3 separate regions of the Homo sapiens genome follow, and all the other regions are linked to region 2. The links are chromatin loops, found by intact Hi-C in ENCODE. Cell type or tissue: OCI-LY7. All regions are shown on one strand.

Region 1 (8,000 bases), 57 kb before region 2:
TGAAGAAGATCCACCTCCCAAAATATGCAATGCCATCTCTTTAGATTTCCTGCTTTTGCTTTGGAAATAAACTCAGAATCTAATAGTCTTCCCCTTGGCCAAGATTCTAAAACCAACAGTGACCATAATCCTGTAAACACAGAAAGAGATTCCTAACTCACTATATTCCTGGCCTTGAAACTTTGGTGTGGAAGGCACCACCAAATCAGGTCACTTGAGTCTAGGATCAACCACGCTACAGTGAAGTCAACACTTGGTAGAAAACTGTGAAAGTGGGCTCTAGTATACCTCCTAGCAATGCCATTAGTTGTGACATAAGTCAATAAGTTCCTATAGAGTTTAGGATTTGGGGAAAACAGGTAATACTTTTGTATTACACGAGGGAGGTGAATATACACTGAATAATAGCAGTGATGAGTTTCTTTTACACGGCAGGAATATTTTCTTGGCTGTTGGATTTAGCATATCAACAAGGGAGGCTGGACATACCTTTTCTCAGAGTTTCATTAGCCTGCTAGAATATTTAGAGGTCTGGGCAAGGTAAACTAACTCTCCCATGTTTGTGCTGAAGTAGAGGTACAGGTCCCACTCTGAGTATTGAATTATCTTTTCTCATGATGACATCAACATTGAAACTACAGAGAGCCTCTTTTGTAGTCAACAGTATGGGACACTGGATTTTTATCTCCCTTTGGACAATGAGATTGTGGTTAGCATAACACTGGTAAATCTAACATTAATGCTCTGTCAAAAATTGTTTTATGAAGGCTAGAAAGAGGTTGGAGAGAAAGGAGGTGCATCCAGGAATAGATACAAAAACATTGAAAGAGAAACTGAAATCAATTCTGTAAACAGCAGAAGTCAAAGCATCGTAGTTGTCATTAAGCACCTACCATTATAATATTCAAACAATAAGATATTTCCTGAAATATCAGATCAATTCTTAAAGGAGAGCTGTTCCCAGTGGGGTTTACTTGTGGTCCTCTGTCCGACATCCATTAGACAGGGTCCCTGTCTTTAGTAGCATGGGTTCAAACAAATGATAAGAGAGGAAATAGATTCCATTCTCTCTGTTTACTTTATTACTATTGATTTATGAATTCCCTCTGATCTATTTCCTAACTGGGCAGATAATATACATTTAGTACCAAAGGTAATTATCCAAAATGAATCTAGTTTGCAACTGGGTGATAAAAAAGAGAGAGGAGACTGATAGATTAAATACTTATCATTAAAAAGTATGGCTGATTGTATTAATATAGATACAAGAGCTTTAATATTCTCACTTTACGGCTAGATATAATTTCCTAGACTAATTGTGAGTTCATGTGGACACTTGGGCATATTTTATTTCTACTCTATATTTTATAGCATCATTTTATAGTGCAAATAATAAAAGCATTATATGAAAAAATTATTTCAAAAGTTTTTTTTAAAAATCTACCACTTGCAAAAAAAAATCATTTAGGGCATTTAAAAAAAAATCTTCATAAAGGGATAGAACATTTAGTTACCACAAATTACTATGGTTTTTAAAGCATCAAAGTTAGAGAAAAGAGCAAAGATTGTATCATTATACGAGTATAAATAAAACAACTTAAATTTCTAGCAATAGTGAATGGATAAATAAATATAGTAAATCCACACTGTGGGAGATGATGCAGCCTATTAACATGTTTATGAAGAAATTTTAATGCGTGGGAAAATGCTTATTAGGCTATGTGAAAAAAACAGGATATAAAACTGTGTGTGTGTAAACACATATACAGTATAACCACAAATACGAAGAAAATGTTCATATATATTTGTTATGTATAGAAAAATATGAAAGAAATATACAAAAATCTTTTTAGTGGTCAACTCTGGGTGATGGCTATTGGATGATTTGAACTCCTTAAATTCTATCCTGTTTTTCTCTAAATTTTCTAAATTAGCACATATTATTTTTATATCTAAGCACGTATTAGAGAGACGGGCGAATGAACAACTTAGAATGAATGGAAGGTAGGACACATGTTGCGTTTGCCCCTGGCTCATAATGACCTGAGGGCCATCACATGCCAGGGACTCCTTTACTGATGCCTCTTTGGAACCTCTCCACTTACAGGCAGAGTAAGCTGTCTGCAGAATCCTACCAGATGTGTCCAAGCGTCATACACTCAGGGATCATCACACTTTTAAAAGACATACGTAGTTATAGAAATACCAAAGTACTGAGGAAAGAGTACAGTGGAACAGTTAAGAGGATGAATTCTGGAGTCAGACGGTCTGGCCAGGTTCCTCCACTTGAGTAACTCTGGCAAATGCTTAATCTATGTCTCAGTCTCCTTACCTGTTGAATCAGGACAGTCAAGTGCCTTCCCTATAGAGATGTTCAGGGATTCAATGGGCTAAATATTTGTAAAACACTTAGAAGACTACGTTATACAATAAGTACTTATCCATTAAATGAATACATCTTTAAAATTCTGATAATATTGATCAGAATCAACTTACAAATAAAGAAATGGACATGGCCAAAATATTTATAAAACATTTGAGCATTTGTAAGTTGCTGAGGCAAGGGTGCAATTTCAGTTGAGCTTAAGTCGAGACTCAGGATTGTAGTGGTTTTAGATGGTTTTTTTATACTGCCAAAGATCTGTCCATCCATACATTTTTATCTAGAATGATGTTGATGATGCTAAGGTTCAAGGGAATAATTACTATGTGCAGTACTATTTGTAGTGTTTTGTTCCCCACTCTATATTTAGATTCTAACAGAAGATGTGAAACTAAATAGATACTCAATAAAAGTTTACTGAATGAAAACACAAATGAATGACTTCACCACAGCTGCATCAAGTTGTCTAAATATGATTATATTTCCACAAAGGAGCCATTGTTAAATGAACTTTCCCTCTATTAAGAACTAGGATTGAAGTATCAAATTTCTTAGAATCTAAAACTTTTTACTATTATAACTTAGAAACAATTAGATGGCAAGATTAAAAGGGGAAAAAGTATTTATTCCAAAAAAAAAAAAAAAAAAGCACAGCTTAGGACTTGAATATCTTCAAGGATCCATTTCTTAGGAAATCTATAAAGATGCAGAAAGCTTTAGAAATGGAGATACCAAGACAGCAATGGCAGCACCAATAAACAGAAATAGACGGTTCATCTCACTAGTTCTGTGGTTTTCTCCTACCCAGTAGAGCGTGACAAGAGAATGTTAAAGTAACTGAAATCAAGAACAATACTGGAAATAAGAACAGTCTACAATGGCAAATTTTTACTGTAATACATTTCGTTACTGAGTGAGGGAGGAAAACAACTGTTTTTAGATACTGTCCATTGTTTTCTATACATTTCAAAGCTCCTCTTCACACATGTAACTTTCAAACTGACAGTGGTAACTTTCAGCATTTTGTGGAGATCTTGGCTCCAATGCAGCAAATAAGAAGTGAAATGTCCCACGGTTGTAAAATCTTGATAAGTTATCCGTGTCACATTTTTCAAATGTGGAACTGCTCACACCACACAGATAATTATAGATGACCAGATTGTAACTGTTTTATTGCTTCTTTTTCCCCATAAATTTTAATTTTGGAAAGTTAAGTGAAAAATGTGGTTTCAATTTCCTACAAATTGCACACAATTTGGTTTTAACAAGAAAATAGAAAGAAAGGGTATGTTCTTTAAAGTGAATTATGAACTAGAGTTTGTTTTCGCTCGCTCAACACCGCAAAAATAATAAAGCACAAAATTTAGAAAAGATGCCTTACAAAATGGAAATCATGAACTATAGTAAGAAAGCAGAAAGTAATTTTTTTTTATCTAAACATGATTTAAGCAATCTAACAGGATAATATAATTGAGCTAGTCTTTCTCCCTCTGGTGAAGCAAGCTAGAAGGAAAGGATACCGGAGTAGAAGCCGACAATCTTAATACATGTATAACAGGAAATCTGTTAATAAGAAAAGGCTTTGTGTATCTCCATCTTACTCTCTCCACAACTGTCAGCAACAACAAAAGAACTATTAAAAGCAATCAATTTTGAAACCATTTAAACATATACCTAGAAACACAACAAAACACAAGAATTTATAAAGGAACTTTTAGTGGAAAGAAATTCTAGCCCTCTGATGGGTTCTGGCTATAATCTTAGAGTTAGACCAACATGCTTTCTTGATTCAAGGTAGTGGTCTGCTACAACTAGCATAACTAAAGGCAGGAACCCCATGAAGTGTCTCGACCACACCAAAACCACCAGCTGGAAAGCAAATAAGGAAATCAATCAACCAGATATTTTTTCTCCTTTCTGCCAAAAACTTTGAGTGAATGCACTTTTCTTCATTAAATTGACCACTGCTTTCACCTTTTTAGCAATGTAGACTGTTAGGCAAAATAAATTATTCATTATTCAGGCAAAAACTATTTCATCAAAGTTGTTGATCTTCATTGACCAAATTCTCCATGGCCTATGTTACTAAATAGCACCACCATAGCTTTCTCAAATTTCTACTTCCAAAAATGTTTACTTTCAGACAGATTGTGACGACCACAAAACTTACCTGCATGAGTATTCTATAAACAAAGTTGTTGTAGACCAAATGTTAACATGAGTCCCTGGTAAAATGTTGTAGCCCTAGATTTTTTTTTTCTGGCTAAAATATAGTATTTGCTAATTTTTTTTCTAACTAGGGTTTAAAGTTGCAAGTCTAGAGTGCTTCTGACTGTTAGAACATGAGGCTGGCTTATGAAGGTCCAGTTATAAGCTGGGACTTGGCAAACTTGAAGTATTACCCATTGACTAATACTTCTATTAGTCAAAACTGTAAACTTCTGGTCAACTACATATTTTACATATTACTGCATGAAGCTCTAGCAGAAGTTCACCATCCTAAATAGCCTTTAAAGGCTTCACAATTAACAAGAGATGATTTACTCTCTTGAAATATAAAAGCTGACTTTTCCCACCCAAAAGCCAATAAATCTTTGGTGTTGGTGAAAGGCCATTCTCTACCTGTAGCAATCAAGTTATGCAACCCTCAGGCAATGACTTTTCATTGAACTCAGACCTGACTGACCACAGCATTCACAAACATCTCAGTCCCCAGTGCTCAACTGACAGTGCAGCCTGATCGCCACGATGTTGCAATAGAAGGAAAGAATTTCCTAGCAAAATGCTCCAAAGCTTCAATAACATAAGAATCCACACAAGGCCATCTTGAGAAGGAAGCAAGTGATATGGTTTACTCTTAAATCCAGGCTGGAGTATTCTTCATTCATTCATTTATTTATTCTGTCAATAACTTTTCCAAAAGAGCCTCCTCAACCTATGCCACTCACCAGCCTTGATTCCAAATCTATGATATCAGATTGGATTTTTTTCTAGTTAGAAAAAGTATTAGCAAATACTACATTTTGACCAGATCAAAAACACCATCCTGACCTGACAAAGACCCCCAAATATTTGACTCATTGTAATAAGCACCTTATTTTGCTCTAAACAAAAGTATTTAGATGACAATGGATGAATATTGGAAACTCTACTCAATTCAATGCAAACAATTTTAATTGCAAGGAATTTTTCTTACTTAAAATTGAATTCAGTTGAGTGCTCAGGCTTTTCCATAGCATGATAAAGAAAATGAAAACACCCTAAGTAACCTCAAATCTCTCATGAGAGGTCGGGGAGATAAGGTATTAAGAGGACAGAGTGGGACAATGACAACAATGAGTTTGGGACATCATTTGTATAAGGTCCTGGACTATTGTAGAACATATTATGGCTGAGAAGTAAAATTAAAAGGGGGATAGATGATGATGGTGTAGAGTTTTTCTTATAATTTCTTATAAACTAATGTTTATTGTTTTGTTTTTTTTTCACATATAAAGACTGCCCATTGCCCAATTTTAAGAAGATGGAGCTCAGTAATTAGGAAAAAAGTAGAAAACACACATTTAAAGTAATCTTTCCTACCCTGAGCCCCCTGGCCATATCCCCTCCCCACTTCTCTAGTTCCCTGGACTCCCAGGTTAGGCTGTCTTCTCCCTAGCCATTTACCCAGATTTCTACCAGAGCATTTTGTCACTTTGATTTGCATCATATGCCAGCACAGCCTGCCTCCTGTTCATCCTTGCTCTGCACCTGTCTCCTATTTTATCTTAGTGCTTTGTACCACACTTTGCACATAGTTGACATTCAATAAAAGGCAGAGAATGAAATTCAAGAGACGAATAGACTTCTACTTTAGGAAGTTCATTTTATTTTCAAGCTCCTAAATCTTTATTGGGATTAACTAGCTGAAGGCCTAAAAGTGGAAAGAAATACAGGGATTGGGAAGGCATTTTGAGATATTTGATGGACTTGGAACTCCCACAGAATTTTAAAAAAGAAAACAAAGGCTGAGGCCTGCAAGGGCCTTGGTACAATGCCCTTGGAGGGAGAGGGGCTTCATGGAAAATGGTTGCCATGATAGGATTTGGGGAGAACCTCTATGTTTGAGGGAGTTTGGGTCAGGACCTATCCGTGGAAGCAAAAACTAGTGCCCAAATATTCAAAACATAGTTTGGTGAAAGATCACCTATGATTCTGAACGAAATAGTGTAGATAAAGACATCTGGAAGTTTTCCTATTGAAAAAAAGAAAGTGTGAAATCAGATACTTTTGTTTTTAAGGCTCTCTTTCTTAAATTTCCTAACTTGGCCAAAATGTCAATGGTACTTTAGCAGCTTAAAGAGCTCAGCAGCAAACCTTACTAAGTTCTGTAGTTGGCCCTGGCTGCTAACTTGCTGAATGTGTTGGGCTGTTGAGGTGAGTTCTACTGGAGTCTTGGTTGAGCCCCCCAGATTCCAGGCTCTCATTCTGGCAGGCTGTTTCCCTCTGGCCAAATCTCAACCACAGATCAACTTTCCCAGCCTCTGGAGATGAAGCGTTTTGGCTGCCTTCTGACCAAGTGTGAGAATTTTTTTTTTTTCTGTTTATGAGATAGACTATAGCGTGTTTCCCAGGGTAATCAGTCATCTTGACCTGTGATCACAGGAAAAGGCAGACAAAACTGGGAGAGTCTAGATCAATGGATTTGTTTTGTAAAATCACTGAACTCTGTTGGGACAAATTTGATTTTTTCTTTTGCCCCCTTTATTTTTTTAAATTGAGTAACTTACTCATTCTTCAAAAATTACTTAGAATATTTTACTTGAATCCATTCCTGATTAAAAATAACCTCTTGAAGTATAAACGTAATGGTTTTTGAATTCCTTTTTTATTCCTTCATCAATCCACTTATCTGACAACCATTACAGGACTTTAACTCTCTGCCAGTCATTGTGCTTGTGGTGCCTAACATGCAAACTCTATCCTTGCAGCTGCCTTTTTTTTTAATTCCCCAGTAAACATTTAATAAAGAAATAGATGAATGAATGAAAGAATGAACAAATGAATTAACTAAATAATGAAGAGGGCAAATTCAAACTGGAGAGACAAGCAGAACAGTGTGAAATTCATGCATGTGCCACGGTTTGTGTGTGCCTATGGATTTAGGACATTCTACCACAGATTTAAAATGTGGACACGTGGGCACTAATTCCTGTAGCCTTGAAGTTGAGGCACTGGACATAAAAGACAAAGTTAGTGGAGCCTTTCTGTAAAATAACATGACTTCTCACCCTCATGCTGAAAAAAAAAAAAAAAAGAAAAAGAAAGTGGGCTCATTCCAAATACCCCATCACCCTTCACAGGCTGAGCCAGGAGCTTGCCTCCTTGTGGCTAAATTGGAACAATGCTTTGCTCAGTTTGGACCCAGATGTCAGTGTGGTGGTACAGATGGCAAGACCACACATCTGCTTACAAAATTTGAGAGGAGAAAAGGGCTTCAGTGGCATCCAGGGCTTCAAAAGGCATGCTACATGCATACATCCTAAAGGGAAGGCGGGCTCTCTGCTGGGTAACCCATAGTGATCAGTACAATACCACCCTGTTTCCCTTGTAGGCTTACCCCTGCACTCTCCTTCCT
Region 2 (8,000 bases):
TAGGGGACAGAGAACAGTCAGACTTCCTATTTAAGCTTAAGATGACTTACACTTATTGCTATGAATGTGCACATAAACATTTTGTAAAACACATGTCTTAGGCTCCTGAAATTGACAACAATTCTAGCCAGGTAGTGGTTCCCACTTTGGAAGTAGATGCCCCTAGGTGATGAAGCCTATTATAAGTCATCTCTTGTAAGATGGGCAAGTTCACACACACAACCCTACTGTCTATCTTCCACATTCTATCCTAAATGAGGACAGCTGACTGGATGTTTGATCCCATTACTCAATCTGCTTTTGCTTTGCCCATTACAGTAGCCACTAGCTACACGCAGCTATTTACATTTAATTTTCAATTAATTAATATGAAATACAAATTATTTCCTCAGTCATACCAGCCACATTTCAAGTAGTCAATAGTTATAGTGGCTAGTAGCTATCATATTGGACAGCACAGAGATAGGACACTTCCATCATCACAGGAAGTTCAATTGGATACCGCTGATCTCAGGATCAAGTTTTCATAACTCAGCCTATAACTGATAAAGACTAATCAGAGCTACAATATAGGGGGTGCCCTCCATAGACTAGGAACTGTGCTAGGAACAACGATTAATCTCCAATCCCTCCAATGAGGAGCACAAAATCAAATGCTCACAGGGCTAGGCAGGAAGGTAAGTCAATGAAATGGGATGAGGAGATGCAATGGGATTGGTGGGGATTGTGGCTAAATGTAGAGTATGTGCTTCATCCAAAAGGAAGATGATTTCTGAGTTTTCCCTACCCGTTGCCATTTGAGAATGTGGATCCAGCACTACCAGCTCTTCTGATTATAAAAGACATTAGTAAATCCAGGTTTTCATATAATCTCTCTATCTTCAATTGCCAGCAACTAATACATAATTTCTGAAGGTGCCATGCAACCCAAACATAAATATGGCTGAAGGCTGGATTCAGTTCATGATCTACCACTGTGCAACTTATATAAATCCTCAGAGGGCTCAGAGTCATCTTTTACTGATTATTAATTTCTGCAATCATTGAACTAATACTGTCACTGACTTACCAAACAATAAACATAATCATGGCCAATTCTGCTCCTGATCTTTACGTCTTCTCCCAAAACACACGGAAGTCCCCCAGTTGGCCTTTCTTTGCTATGCAGAAGATTTTCTATACGCAGTTTGAGAGATGAGCTCCTGTTCCTGAAGGATTTTTATTGTCATGCAAGACAGCATAGATAGTGACTTTTTAAGAAAACCATGTTTTGAATGTGAGCAGCATTTTGAAACCAACCTTGCCCAACCTTTAATAATGCACAAGTCCTGCTTTGTGCTTTTCGGAATAGTTCTGCTTATATTTCTCTCCACAACCGAGGCTGCCATTGCTAACATATTTCAGTGAACTTTCATTATTCAGAGCCTTATCATTTTGAGCCAGTTTCCTCTCCTCCCTGACACATTTAGTGACACTGCAATCCAGCGTTTGTTACAGCACAGATGTTTCCGTGGTGATGATCTGTGATGTCATAAGCACAGGAATATGTATCATTGACTTTGCCCACATAAGCCATGCAAAGAATGGGAAGTCCACTTTCATCTCAACTCTATGATGTACTGACTCAACTTCCTCAAAAATTACTCTTTGGGGTCTGGGCTGTTCTGTCTGGACATCAAAGAGCAAATACTCGCACTTGCCTGTTTGTGATTCATTTCTACTACATAATTATTAGTTATATGCAAAGTCCAGTCTACCTATCAAAACCCAGATTAACCTTCCTCAAATACCAGCTTTCAAAACTTAGCCAGCGGGATCAAGTCCACCCTCATGAGTCTGGCCCATTCTCCCTTTCTAGCCTCATTTTCAGCCTCAGCAGCAGTTAAGAGCACCAGCTCTGGATTCAGGGGGCCTCAGCTAGCCCACATTTCAGCTTCACCATTTACCAGCTTGGGCAAATTACTTCACTTTTTGAAATCCTCAGTTTCTACCACTTTAATTGAGGACAATAATTATAAGACAGCCCACCTCATAGGATTGTTGTAAGGTTTGAATGAGTTAATCTATGTGAAGAGTTCAGTACAGAGTGGGCAAAAATTGTGAGATGATGACGAAGAGGAGGAGGAAGAAGAGAAGTTGCTGTAGGAGAAGGAGAAGGAAAATAGGGAAGAAGAAAAGAAAGATGGTAATGACCAGCTTCCCAAATCCACTGTCTCCAAACATCCTTTGCATGTTCCCAGCATATTTTTTTATGAAAGATATACCACTTACTTCCATCACCCAAACAGTTACTTGCCAAAAAGATCCATCTTTTGCATGAAGGTGTCTCTTTCTATCCCAGTCTACAAAACACTAACCCTTTAGTGAACTCTTCCTATCTTTCCCATTTATTATTTACTGCACTTTTCCTTGAACTCATCTTGATATATGCATGTGTTTATAGCTGGGCATGTATATACATAGGCAAATCACCCCAACTAGTCAACGCATCCCTTGCAGACAGGGACCTCATTCATTTACAAACTGGGTAGACAGTACTCTGCACTCAACCCATACCTGACAATTAACTAGCATTGTTAAGTTTTTAAAGGGTTTTACCATACATTATCTTAATTATTCTTTATATCAACCTTGAGCAGTAGGCAAACAGACCATGTTCCTCATTCCACTTTACAAATGACATAGCTGAATCTCAGGGATTCAACTGGACTTGAGACTTTGAGAATCCATGTTGATTGATATAGTCAAATGTTTAAAACACCCAAACTACGCTTCAACTTTGGTGTTTATCTGAAATTTCTGTTCAGTTTGGCTAAAATATTCACTTCAATCATACAAATACAGCCAAAGTCCCATAAAATCTTAAGTTGTGCAATTTCTTATCCCCAAGATAGAGGGTGGATATTTATTAACTTTACAGAATATTACTACTCTATTTCCAAGTAAAGTTATTTTCCCCCTAAGACTCAGACCCACATATGAATTACAGTAAAATCTCTCTCCACCTTCTTCTATTTCCAAGTTCAGAAAATGGCATCCTAATATAATAGCACAGGTGCCAATTTAAATACAGGAACATTGAAAATACTGCCAAACTTCCAGGCTTAGAAGCTTTTCTGTTGTTACATGTTGGGCTGCTAAACACACACTGAGTCTGAACATCTAACACAAACGATAGCAACACTATGAGAAACATTTTTAAAGTATCAGGCAGTTCCTTTTAACTTTCATTTTTAATCTGGACATTGTCCATTCCAATGGTCTTCACTATAGAATGTTGCACGTATCATGAAAATAATAACAATTTACTAACAAATAGACTATTCTAAAATAGTACCTTAATAACACTTTCCCCCAACTCTCTTTTTCTTTTAAACAGCAAAGATTGGATTCCACAGGCCTTTAGCTAACCAAATCAAGGAGAGTTTCTAGGATTCTGCCAAAGTTGAAAGGTAGAGGAATATGAGGTTTGACTTTATAGATTTGTTGCACATAATAGTTACTGGAAAAGCACAGCTGGTTTGATGATTCCGCCAGAAGATTTTGGCAAAGAAAGACCAAAGATATATTTTCTTCCTCTATCAAGAAATGATCCAATACATTGGAACTGGCTGGGATATATCCCCCTCACCCACCAGCCCACGGATAATACACCCAACAGCATTTGCCTCAGGCCCAGCACATAGTAGGTGCTCAGTATCTGTTGGCTTCTCCAGCTATGTTCAAAAGAGAAACAGATAAAAAACAATGAAGAATTAAAGATCTCAATTTGTACCAACTACGTTCATTTTAATTATCATTCTTCTAAATAGTAGCCCAAGTACATTGCTCTCTGTTCATATTCAACATTTGCACTATCTTGAAATTTTTATTACTTTGCCCCAAGGACGATGAAAGAAACTGAAGGGTTGAGAAGAGGCCTCAAATCTGACACTGTCTGTGTCCCTGTTCCCTGGGTCCCCTGCTGCATTTCTCCCCAGAACTGTGGATGAAAAATGTGGGTTTGAACAACTGGTATCCTGCTGATTGCAACTGTCAATTAAATAAGCCAGCAACACAGGAGCATATGTTCGCATATAAAATATTGATTAATTTCACAGATTGGGATAAAAATATATTAGTACTTGGGTTCTGCTTTCATGCTTAGCGTTCAGATATGCACTCAGTCCATTCAGATCTATTTCTGCACCCTGTGGGCTCAAGAGTGTTACTTTTGTGTTTCGCTTTTCTTATCTTTCTCTGGTTGCCCATGTTAGTGCTTCTGTTATAACTGACCAGCAGCATACGTTTAAGCAGGATTTTAATTACTAGGTCATCTCCCAGCCGACTTGCCCACGGCAGGCCGGCAGAAAAGCCACAATCCTGCAATCCATGCTTCAGATTTTCTCTTGTGTCCCTCCAGGTAAATCTCTTTTTTTTGAGGATGCTAAAATCATGCTGATGGCATCATATTCATCTGATAACAATGATGACCACCTAATTTCTATAAAGTATCATTTCTGTCCACTGAGTATTTCAAGTTGCAGGGCTGGCACAGGGAGTTTGAGATGGGGTGCCTGATAGTGTGACGTGATACCAGGACTTTTTATCTTAACCCAGAAAAGCACCTTCCCATATATCACTGCACATGCCAACTAACTTACCCTTGGGATTTAGCATAGATCTGGCTTTTCAATTTGCCTTTGAGTAATGTCGTCAATTTGTTTCAATTGAAGCAAGTATTATATTACATGCTCAAATAGCAGGAGAATTTCTCTCCACGTCTGAAGTCCAATGTGGAGGGGAGGTTAGCACTGACTAAACAATAAGAAAAAACAGTGGTGAGGACCCCTGTGTCAACTACTTGGAGATTCAAAAGCTGCAGATAAAAACCTAACTTTGGCCACGACCAAATCCTTAAAGGATGGCCTCAGTTTCCCAAATGTGTTTAGTAAAACTAATAATACTAGTGCCCTCCCATGGCTGTTAAGAGCATTAAAAGAGATCATACAAAGTGCTCAGCACTGAACTTGATGCAGAGAAAGTACTTAACAACCGCTATCGTAACAGTAAGGCCATGATCACCCAAAACACTGCTCTAAATGCTACCATTTTATGGACACTGAGTTCTGTTAGCTCATGATTAAGAAACTGCAATGGAACCACATCTCAAAGTCAAAGAGTAAACAACCTATGGAAATTTTCCAAGTTTAGTTTCTCAAAAATGGATCTCAGACCTAACCTACCTTCCCTATTTGCCCTCCCTACAGCTTCTAATGTTTTATCCCCACGTGGAATTTTGAATATGTGTTCCCCTCTCCTGTTCATTCTCATTGAAAATTTTAAAAGTTTCCCTGATTCTTCAGACTTGGCTGAGTCCCCCAGTTCTAAGCTCTCTTAGGAGTCTGTATTTGTACCTTATAGCACTTAACCATCATTGCAGTTTAAATCATTCCGTGTGCCATTATTTGTCTAATATCGGCACATAAATACTTACACTCATGTGACAGTCTACGTCATAATGCTAACAACTGTCCCTGCCTTATCACCTCTGTAGCCCTATTGTCTGATATAATTGGCAGTCAGTCAATAAACATGTGTTAGTGTTAAATAGATGAATGATTGAATGAATAAGCAAATGAACTAAAGAGGAATCACTGGTGTTATTAAGATGTTAAGGAACTAAACAGAGTAGCTGAAAAGTTAAGAATTCTTCCAAAAGTTATTAACAATTGCCACTACACCCACAATGGGCTTCTTAGGTTGACAACTGGTGGCTACGTGGAGTCCCATTTCCTGGGTCGACCTAGCCCCCATTTCAGCAGCAGGCACTCTATTCTCTTGGGGGTTAAAATTAGCACCAGTAAGCTCCCCCTTTAGTGGGCTCTAATCATGCAAGGACCCAGGTGGATCTTGCTGACAGATGTTAAGGTTAGAAGGAAGGGTAGCAGCCAGATGAGAAAACAGAGCCACCCCCTTCCGGAGGTACCAGGACTTCCTGCCTTTAGACCCGGTGGTTCCTGCCTGCCTGCCCCTCCCCCATGCATCAGTTTCAACACAGTTGCTGCTCTTTCTGTCATCTGAACTCAAATTCTATCTCAGAAATTGATGGGCGATCCTGCCCTTGACAACACAATGTCAGCCTTGCTCAGTGTCCAGCTGGTTCCGTATGTATTATCATAATGCGCTGCCTGGGTGGACCCTGGCTGATTTTCTCTCCTGATGCAAGTCCTCTTTCCAAACTAATTTCTGCTCTCTGACATGCAGACCCTACTTGTTTAAAAATAAAAAAACAGCAGCTTGGGAGTTTTATTTTTTAAAATCCTGTTAGGATATTTAAGTCTATTCTAACAGTAAACTGAGCCTAAAGGACTTTCTTTTAAAAATGATTTGACTCAAAAAAAGAATGTTTCCCAGGGTCCTACACTGTTTCCTGGTGACTTGAAAGAATTATTACTTCCCCCAACCCTTACAGCCCTCTCTAACAGCATTTCCCAAACTTCAGTCCTGATTTTCCTCTATCCCTGTACCACTTACACTATTATTTACTTAATAGTATTTAGCTGCTATGTTTGTTTAGATCAACTTTTTCTTTAACTTTAGTCTTGCCCTAAGCAATAATAGCTGTGAGATCATGATTTTGAAGTTGGAGTTATTGTTTTGTTTACGCATTAACATAAACACACAACCATTAAAAATGTTTAAATGTTTATCCTCCATTTTCTAAAATTATCTCACCTACTGCATGGGAAATAGTGGTCTGAAAGCTCACTGCAAACTATCAAGCCGCTTGTACACAACACCTTCCCAGCTGAAGAAATCCAGGGAGAAGAATGCAGGGTGAGAGCTACCTAAGGCACAATGGCTATGTATGCCACATTTCTATGGCTTTTCCAGGCCTCCTAGAACCAACTGTTAACCTCCTGCAGAGATGGCCAAGGTGGAGGGAAATTGGATCCTTTCACCTGGGCATTTTGGTAGCCACTTTTCCAAGGCTGCAGGTGTGTAGCCCCTCAAGACATAAAAGAACCTCTCACAGAATTAGCTGGGTTCAAAAAACAAATCATCAGAGCTTGAAGGGCTCTTCCAAGACCCACCTTAATTGATGAGGAAACAGAGGCCCAGAGAAATCAAAGTACATACTCAAAGTCATGTAGTAAGGTAGTGGCAGAGCTTGGTTTTAATTTATTTCTGCACATATAACTGAAAATGGTCAAACAAAAATATTTCAAAATCAACCCCTGGCCACTGCTTCTAAATATCTCATCTTAAGAAGGGTTTATGAACAGCACATCAAAGCTTCCACTTGCCCATAAACATCATTTGAAGCCTCTGAAATTCTCAAGTGAGGGGAGCTCCTGTGACAGATAAGTATAGAGACAGCTTGGTTTGAAACAATCAATTAGGCAAATCAATGCAATTGGAATTATGATGCTTTTGTAACCAAATATAAGACAAAAAAAATTAGGCTTAAAAAAGTTCTGACCAGGCTGGCTCATACCTGTAATGCCAGCACTTTGGGAGACCAAGGGGATGTAATTGCTTAAGCCCGGGCATTGAAGACCAGCCTGAGCAACATAGGAACCCTGTCTCTACAAAATCAAAATAATTAGCCTGATGTGATGGAGTGCACCTGTAGTCCCAGCTACTTGGGAAGCTGAGGTGAGAGGATAGCTTGAGTGCAGGAGTTTGAGGCTAAAGTGAGCTATGATTGCACCACTGCACTTCATAGCCTGGGCAACAGAGCAAGGCCCTGTCTCATTAAAAAAAAAGTTTTTACATAAAGTCCTGTCATTTCTGGCCAAAATATAAGTAGAAAGCAACAATCTTTCCTCCCCAAATCTCCCCTACAACACACAACACACCACACTTTGTGCTTATTAAAATTAGTAAGGTGTGACTCACTCATTTATTAGCTCAACCAACCAAATACTGGAAATTTCCCACAGTTTACAGGTTTGTCAAGAAATTCATATAAGAAACTAGCCTCCCTATATCCAAATCGGTTTCCCATGTTATTT
Region 3 (8,000 bases), 65 kb after region 2:
TCAGTGGAAAGAATTTTACAAAACATACTTCACAACCTAATTCTGTTGCCAAAACAGACACTAATAAGTAGTCAGGAGAGATGCAGTCATCCCAACCCCATGATGGTCTTAAGCTTCCCTCTGCCTTTAGACTGGACTTTCCTATCTACCCAAGTAGAAAACTTTTGGTCTTTTCTTTTCTTTTTTTTTTTTTGAGATGGAGCCTCATTGTGTCACCCAGGCTGGAGCCCAGCGGCATGATCTCAGCTCACTGCAACCTCTGCCTCCTGGGTTCCATCGATTCTCTTGTCTCAGACTCCCAAGTAGCTGGAACTACAGGTATGCACCACTATGCCCAGCTAATTTGTGTATTTTTAGTAGAGACAGGGTTTTATCATGTTGTCCAGGCTGGTCTCGAACTCCTGACCCCGCGAACTGATCCACCAGCCTTGGCATCCTGAAGGGCTGGGATTACAGGCGTGAGCCACTGCACCCGGCCCTGTTTTTGGTCTTTTCTGATTTTGGTGATAGAATGGAAGGAAATGAGAATGCAAGACATTCATATCTGAATTTTAATTTTAAAACCTGCTTAGCACACAATTCACTCTTGTCAAGTGAACTGTCGAAAGCTCCTAAGAACTACATAATTTATTCCTGGGCCACCACCCAGTGTACAAACATAGGCATTTACTCTGTGGGATACACTGGTAGATGAAACAATGATCTTATTTCATCTTCAATCATGCTTCACTTTTCTTTTCTGTGTGTACATTTTTGGAGGAACTATTAGTTAATCAGAGCCCTGCTACATACCATTAATTCAGTTCAATACAATGGGTATGTGCTAAGCTGTTACAATATGCCAGGCACTGTCCCTGGGTGTAGACCAGAAATCTCCCAGAGCACATTCCCTTTGAATAACAAAACAAGCTAATATTTTGGCTTTATCAAAAGCCATACCTTTGTCCAGGGCTCTTCAGTCAAGAATGACACTAATTTTTTTTTTTTTTTTTTTTTTTTTTTTTACTGCTAATCAACATTACAAGATCCACAATGGCTTAAAACAACCTGAAAACCTTCATTCATTAATGATAGTCAATTTCTCCCTCAACTCTGACTTACTATAGTGGAAATGGGACTCCTGTGCCATTAGAAATGATTTTCATCAATACAAGTGAACCTTCAATTAGAAAAGCCGACTGACCAGAACCCTAGTTAGTGGGGATTTTACTGTCTAAAGACAAAGATAAGTGAATTGCCCAAAAGTGCACGTCTTTACCCCCACTAGCATCTTAGATTCTACATCCTCTTTTTATGCATCACTCAACCCTTCCATTCCCTTTGACTCTATAGAATACACAGCTCTCTAGAGTGATTCGCCACATTTTGGCATTGCCACAGTGTTCCCTGAACTTCAATCACTCATAACAGCACCTTCAGAGTTTTTGCCATTTTTACCTATAATAATATTCACTTAATATTTTATGTATACTGACTCATTTCCTTTTATCCCTAATAAACTTATTTTTGAATGACACTTTCCATTCCTACTATGAATGAAAACCCATACTACTTATCTGAGATAAAAGAAAGCAACATAATTAAAAGTGAATGTAAACAAAATTTTAAAAATTTACTAAATTTTGGCTAGATACTGTTGCCTACCACAGGGTACTCATTGAAAACCAAGATGAAGCAAATGTGAGGGAGGTGTTAAAGACAGATTCCCACCAAACAAGGACTTTGGCCTCATCAGGAAAACTAAAAGAAATTTTAAATAAGATGATTTCCTTATCACCTAATTCAGTGCTATTTAAAGACACCTACAGGTACCACTTAAAAGCATCCAGCAGTATGTAGGTATACAGTGAGAAGTACCACCACCAGCAGTATGCAGATCAACAGTGAGAAGCTGCGAGTTGGCTAATATAGGTATGGGAAAGCTCACATCACACACATAAGGGAACACAACCTGTATGATGGAAAGAAGGCTAGAGAGAAAATATTGATCAGCCTAAAGAGAGGAGATGGAGGATTGTTTGTTAGTGATTTGTATAGAGTTGGAAGTTCCTAGGCCAGAGGAAAATTCATGAGTTTCCACTGGTAGAGGAGAAAACTAGAATATATCAGCAGATTATGAGCTGCCATGAATTTTTCTGTTTTTCCTCTTTAAACATGGATACTGATAATGAAATACCAGAAAAGTACACTCTGTGGTGAATCTGGCTTTTGATATTTATTAACATTAAATGGACTTTTGCAACTAAATAACACCAAAAAAAGAGAGAGGAGATACAACTATAGTATGTTCCTATAGCATGTTCCTACCCTCAAATAAATATCAAGAATATAATCTATGTGGAAGAAAGATCAAGTTGGCAGAAAAGGGAAAGGAGAATTAGGAAAGCAAAATAAATAGGTGCAGAGAAACTGTCACACAAGTGAATTGAGACTCAGTATTTAATTAGGGACAGCAAGCTTGCAAGGCTCTTGGTAAATGTCTACCGAAACCAACCACGTGTTGGTTAACACTGAGACATACAAACTGATCAATAGTACAAAACAAAAGGGCTCAGGTATGCATGTAAAGTCATACATCATTTCAATAAATTACGCTGTGTGTAGACAGGTTTTTTTTAGAACGATCATTCTGAGATCAAGAGCTAAATCATCTCAGCCACATCTTGATTTCTGCAAGACTCGGCAGGAATTATGAGGCTTAACAGCATTCTGACAATTAGCATATTATAAATACAAAAATGATATATTAAAGGGAGAGGAGGAAAAAAAAGGCCAGTGTTTTACACCTACAGTAATATAATTCCACTACTTAATGCAAAGTAACAGGCCTCAGAGTGTTTGGGATCCTCTTGTATGGTGTTATCTTCTCTATCAGTAAATGAGACTATGTGAACAGTACAACCTATAAATAATTCAAGGCCTGAGATGGCAATTATAGAACCATGCACAACTAGCATGAATATTTTATGAAGGCTAAAACAGCTCTCAGAATGAATCATGGAGAGATGAACACACACAAGCACACACACACACATACACACACACACACACACACACACACACACACCAGGCAGTTTTGGCCAAATTGTATTTCCAAGACAAGGCCTCTCTTTGATCTCTAGAACACCTTTATTTTATGGAAACAGTGATGATAGTTACATATTTTTCTTTTCTTGAATTTATTTCCTAAAATCCAAACAGAGGAATGAAGGTATGAATTTGTCAATAGGGTAGAGGAGCTTGAAACCGAGGAAGAAGGACAAACAATTTTTAACCTGAACTTCTGCAGATAATTCCAAGTGATTTTTTTAACCTTTCCAAATGGACTCTACAAAAAGTACCAAGTTCCAATGTATCAAAATTGAAACTGAAACCAGTGTCACTTCATGACTCAAGCAAGAGCACTTCCTATCCGAAAACTTCCCTCATATACATAAGCTTTTATTTCTAATTAGTCCTTGAGGAATACCTGTAATCCCTGCTTTCACTACATTCATAAGACAAAACAAATATTACTGAGCCATAAGCCTGAGCAAACAAGCTACTATATTTAAAAGTAGCAGCCCAGATGTCATACTCTATTAGGAAATGAGCAATGCCTAAGTTCTGAGCTGTTTCTGTAACCAAAGGATGTGCACAGCTGAAAAAAATGAAATTATATGAATTCACGTCTTGATTTCCCTGTGCAATGTACTTGTGCTATTTGAATAAGAGTTAATATTCATTTGAATTTTACAGAGATTAGCATTCATCATTTTTACCTGCCTCCTATTTACATATACCCAGATGATATCCATGTGGTTACACAAAACACCATTGTTTTCCTAAAGTCAATTTTAGCATAATTCACTTTCTTAATTACAACCTAAAACTGTAAAGACTTTTCCCAGTCCCTCCACAGAAGAATCTTAAATTTATGACCCTTTTGGTATGAATATGTGTGCTTTTCACTTCATTACAACAACAAGAATGGAACTTTAGGACTCTAGGATCTTAGCACAGGAAGGAACCTTAGATATCTTCTGATCCAACTGCTTCATTTTGTGGATGCGAAAAGTTTAGAGGCCAAAAAACTGTTCCATGGCATATTCGGTATCACATGACTAGTTGAAACACTACGGCCAATAATATAAAATATAATAATATTAGCAGGAACAAAAATCAGTAACAACCTCAAGTATTTACAGTGAGCTTGCAATAAAGCAGGCACTGTACTTTGCAGGCACTGTCTCCTTTAGCCTCCCAATACCTCTAATAGGTAGTATTATTATTGTCTCCATTTAAGGATACGAAAACTGAGGCTTAGAGAGATTCATGTATCTCTACCCTCAATCCCACGACCCCTTTTCCCTCTAGTGTACTCTTCAGGAAGTTACATCAGAATTCTCTATTTGAGTCTTGGCTAGAAGAAACTTTCATTACATGGACCAGTTATTACTGGAGACTTCCTAGATGGGAGACACACTGATGTTTTCGGTCTCACTGAGCCTGCTGCTTTGTGAGACCTCCGAGGGCATAGAGAGAAAAGGAAGCTCCTACAACCTGTACTGCAAGAACTTCAGGAAAAACAACATCTTTCCATAAAAAGTTTCACGTTGCCCTATTATTCAGTTTAAGAAGTTCAGAGCCACTGTTCCATGGGCCTGCCTTTTGTGTTCAATTTGGAGGCATGAAAATACCTTTAGAATTTGTAAATCTCAAGGCAACCGAGTGAAACGCCACCTACCGCAGCAGCTGGAGGGCAGGCCAGTGTTATGCTTTGATAGCCCCCTTTCGATTGTATTAATACAAAGGAAATTAAAAAATAGCATGATTCTCTCCCTTTCTTCTGCTCATGCCCAGCTTTGGATTTTCATAATAGGAGGGTAACATTTAGAGGTCTTTTTTACATTCGTGCACTAACCTGGTACAAATAGAAGTAAGCTGTTTGCTGTTTTCTTTTAGGTGCTCCAAAATATGCATGACTTTAGACCACAAAGTCAGAGAAATACCCTGTTTTATTGTAAAAGTGTAAAGAACTGAGCAAGTGAACTGGCTTTTGGCATGTATTTTCTTGAAGCCTCTATCTCCACCAACTCCTTTTCCTACTGCACCCAGATTCACTTCAGTTTTCCCACAGTTCCAAGCCCACAGTTCCAAGCCCAACTCTGAGAAGGTGCTGAGAAGAGGAAATCCAGTAACTGAATAACAGCCACTCTCTGGACTCTTGCCCCTATTCTTTTTGTATCCTCTAGGGAGCTACAGTGTCACTTACTAGGTGCATGCCCCTGAATGGGTTAATCTTTTCTTTTCCTTATTTCGACAGCCATGTTTACCTTTTGAAAAGGCGAGCAGAGGCACAGTATGGCACTGGAGTGCTAACTGCTAACACATGGGCTATGCTACATCTCGGCAAAAATTTCTCTCATACTTGTACCAGCGTCCCAGCCAAGATCAACACCATGAGTTTGATTTTCTTCATCATGAATTGACAGCTTATTTATCTCCATGGAAGAACTTTCTAAGCCCTTTAGGCACCCAGGCAACTTAGAAGGCATTCAGCTGACTGTTCAAAAATATTATTGCTTCATCAAAAATAGAGACTAAATTATTTCATTCCTGTTAGGCTGTTCTCTTTCTAGAGAGACATTTTAGTGACCCTGAGTTATGATAATAGTTTATAACCAAATACTACAAACGCACACACACACACACACTTTCCAATTGGTATTATATTTTGAAAACCTTTTTAGACCTAATGTTATGCTGACAGTACTAAGTTTTGTGAGGATGCACAATTTCCATGGCTTCCTTTTCCAATAATGGTTGGGAAGCCTCATTAGAATAATTAGGAACGAAGTCATTTCCGGTCGCCATATATTGCTCTGGAAATAATAGCTTCCAGTGCCTGCAAAACCAGCAAGGAATAGAATGCATATGCCAACTCCTGAGTCACAATGGAAAATAACATAACTCCATGTTGCTGTATGGAACCTAAACCAACTGCAACTCTGTCAGGTGCTCACGTCCAAAGAAAACTTGTCACTGCTCACGGGAGAAGTTTAAATCAATTTGCAAGCAGAAGACAACCCAGAAAACACTAACTAATTGATTATGCAAATGCAGAATCCAAAAAGTATTTTCCCTAGTAATAAATCACCTATGACTTTGCAACGAACAGCAATGAGAATATTGACCTGCTTTGGAGTGAGGACAGATCTGTATATATAACTATCAGCAGGAAAAAAATGTATATGAGCATGAGAAAGTGGCATGGGAAGAGAGAGAGGAAAGAGAAAGCTTTACTGGTTAGATTGGAGGGACTTGTGACCACAGAGCCTCCCAAATCAAAGCTAGTGCCCATTTCTCTAAAAGTATCTCTTCAATTAAGGCACTGGTTTCTGGTGTTATGACTTCCACATAACAGTAACAAGAGGAAATATTTACTGAATCCTTATTGTGGGCCAGGTGCCCTGCTAAATGCTATGTCTCATTTAATCTCATTATCTCATTTAACCCCCACAACAACACTATGATGTGGGTATATACTAGTACTGCCTTCATTTTTCAACAAGGAAACTGACACTCAGACGAGTAATTTGAGCAATTTCCCCAAGATCACACATTTCTACTTCTAGCCAGCCTTTTTTTTTTTTTTCCTGAGACAGAGTCTTGCTCTGTCACCCAGGCTGGAGTGCAGTGGAATGATCTCAGCTCACTGCAACCTCCGCCTCCCGGGTTCAAGTGAGTCTCTTTCCTCAGCCTCCTGAGTAGCTGGGATTACAGGGATGTGCCACGGTGCTCAGCTAATTTTTTTATTTTTAGTAGAGATGGAGTTTCACCATGTTGGCCAGGGTGGTTTCAAACTCCCGACCTCAAGTGTTCCGCCTGCCTTAGCCTCCCAAAGTGCTTGCTGGGAGTACAGCTGTGAGCCACTATGCCTGGCCTAGCCAGCCTAAATTTGTTTACACAGTCCTAAAGCCCAATAAACAGAAAAAAAGAATAGATTCTCTTCATTCCAAATTTGCAACCAAAACTCCCAGGATTTTTTTTCTCCTTTGGTCTAGTCTACATCCCTATTATTCACTCTGCTGATTCCTGCCATCCACTCTGCCTTATTATCATCCTCTATGCCCCATCTGTTTTCTGAATGTTTTGTTTGTAAACGTCTGGCATAGGATGGTTGGTTCAGTACAGTATGTAACTGGGCACATATATGTGATCAATGATCACAATGGTGAACATAGAAACTGGAGGCATCTTATATGTCTTCAATGTGGCAACATATGATTCTACCATACACAGTGTTTGCAAGCACATACGCTCAAGGAAGAGAGTACATGCGTCAAGATGGGTTTGGCAAAGAGGCTGTCCTGAGAAAGAGGAAAGTTCAAGTGGAAACACTCTTGGGTGTTTCTACCTGAAAGATAATGAATGTGAGAAAAGAAAGGCACAGAGCAAATATTACAGAACCTCACAGGAAGAAGTTATATAGAAAAGAGCATTGTGTGGAAGGCAATGCTGAGAAGAATAAAATCATGTTGAAAAGTTGTAGGCATTGATAGACATTTGGGATGGTTCCAAGTCTTTGCTATTGTGAATAGTGCCGCAATAAACATATGTGTGCATGTCAGCACACCAACATGGCACATGTATACATATGTAAGAAATCTGCACATTGTGCACATGTACCCTAGAACTTAAAGTATAATAATAATAATAAAAAGAAAAGTTGTAGGCAATTTGAGTTTATTAGAGGAGAAAAGAAACGGACAGGAGGGCACCCCAGCCCTGGAGTAGCCCCGATTTTGAATCTGTGTAGTGAATATTAATCGCTCCTATGGTTGAAATACTTGAGAGCAGAGATTGGGCCACACGCCTTTCTGTGTCTGTCTCTCTCTCTCCCGAACCAGGCTTTCTGGAACATCAGGGCAGGAAGGGTGTTTAGAGATCGCCTGGTACAATCACCTCATTTTACACACACAGAGATGGAAGTGCAGATGGGTTAAAGGACTAGCCCC

Evidence for each region. Peaks named below come from ENCODE experiments on the same cell type or tissue, not always from the same donor. Only the 100,000 strongest peaks of a DNase experiment are listed, where the experiment ranks them.
Region 1: a loop joins it to region 2, with 4 times the contacts of the local background. A loop is called at or near these places in 2 of 110 quality-filtered maps.
Region 3: a loop joins it to region 2, with 4 times the contacts of the local background. A loop is called at or near these places in 8 of 110 quality-filtered maps.

The regions. Positions count from the first base shown.
Region 1 is chr5:158,749,315-158,757,314 of GRCh38, forward strand. All of the region lies in intron 10 of EBF1 (EBF transcription factor 1), which reads right to left. Among named protein-coding and RNA genes, the nearest start is that of LINC02227, 340 kb to the left of the region's middle. RefSeq lists a silencer at 3,133-3,252. In OCI-LY7, a CTCF peak has its summit at 7,741 (motif pointing left); DNase peaks (open chromatin) are centred at 3,187, 3,937, 4,227, 7,837 and 1 weaker place; H3K4me3 peaks cover 3,473 bases; H3K27ac peaks cover 5,268 bases.
Region 2 is chr5:158,806,606-158,814,605 of GRCh38, forward strand. The region is part of intron 8 of EBF1 (EBF transcription factor 1); the gene reads right to left. Among named protein-coding and RNA genes, the nearest start is that of EBF1, 290 kb to the right of the region's middle. In OCI-LY7, a CTCF peak has its summit at 4,955; a DNase peak (open chromatin) is centred at 5,916; H3K4me3 peaks cover 2,324 bases; H3K27ac peaks cover 3,574 bases.
Region 3 is chr5:158,872,022-158,880,021 of GRCh38, forward strand. The region is part of intron 6 of EBF1 (EBF transcription factor 1); the gene reads right to left. Among named protein-coding and RNA genes, the nearest start is that of EBF1, 220 kb to the right of the region's middle. In OCI-LY7, a CTCF peak has its summit at 4,732; DNase peaks (open chromatin) are centred at 3,390, 4,730, 5,270, 6,427 and 1 weaker place; H3K4me3 peaks cover 3,602 bases; H3K27ac peaks cover 4,897 bases.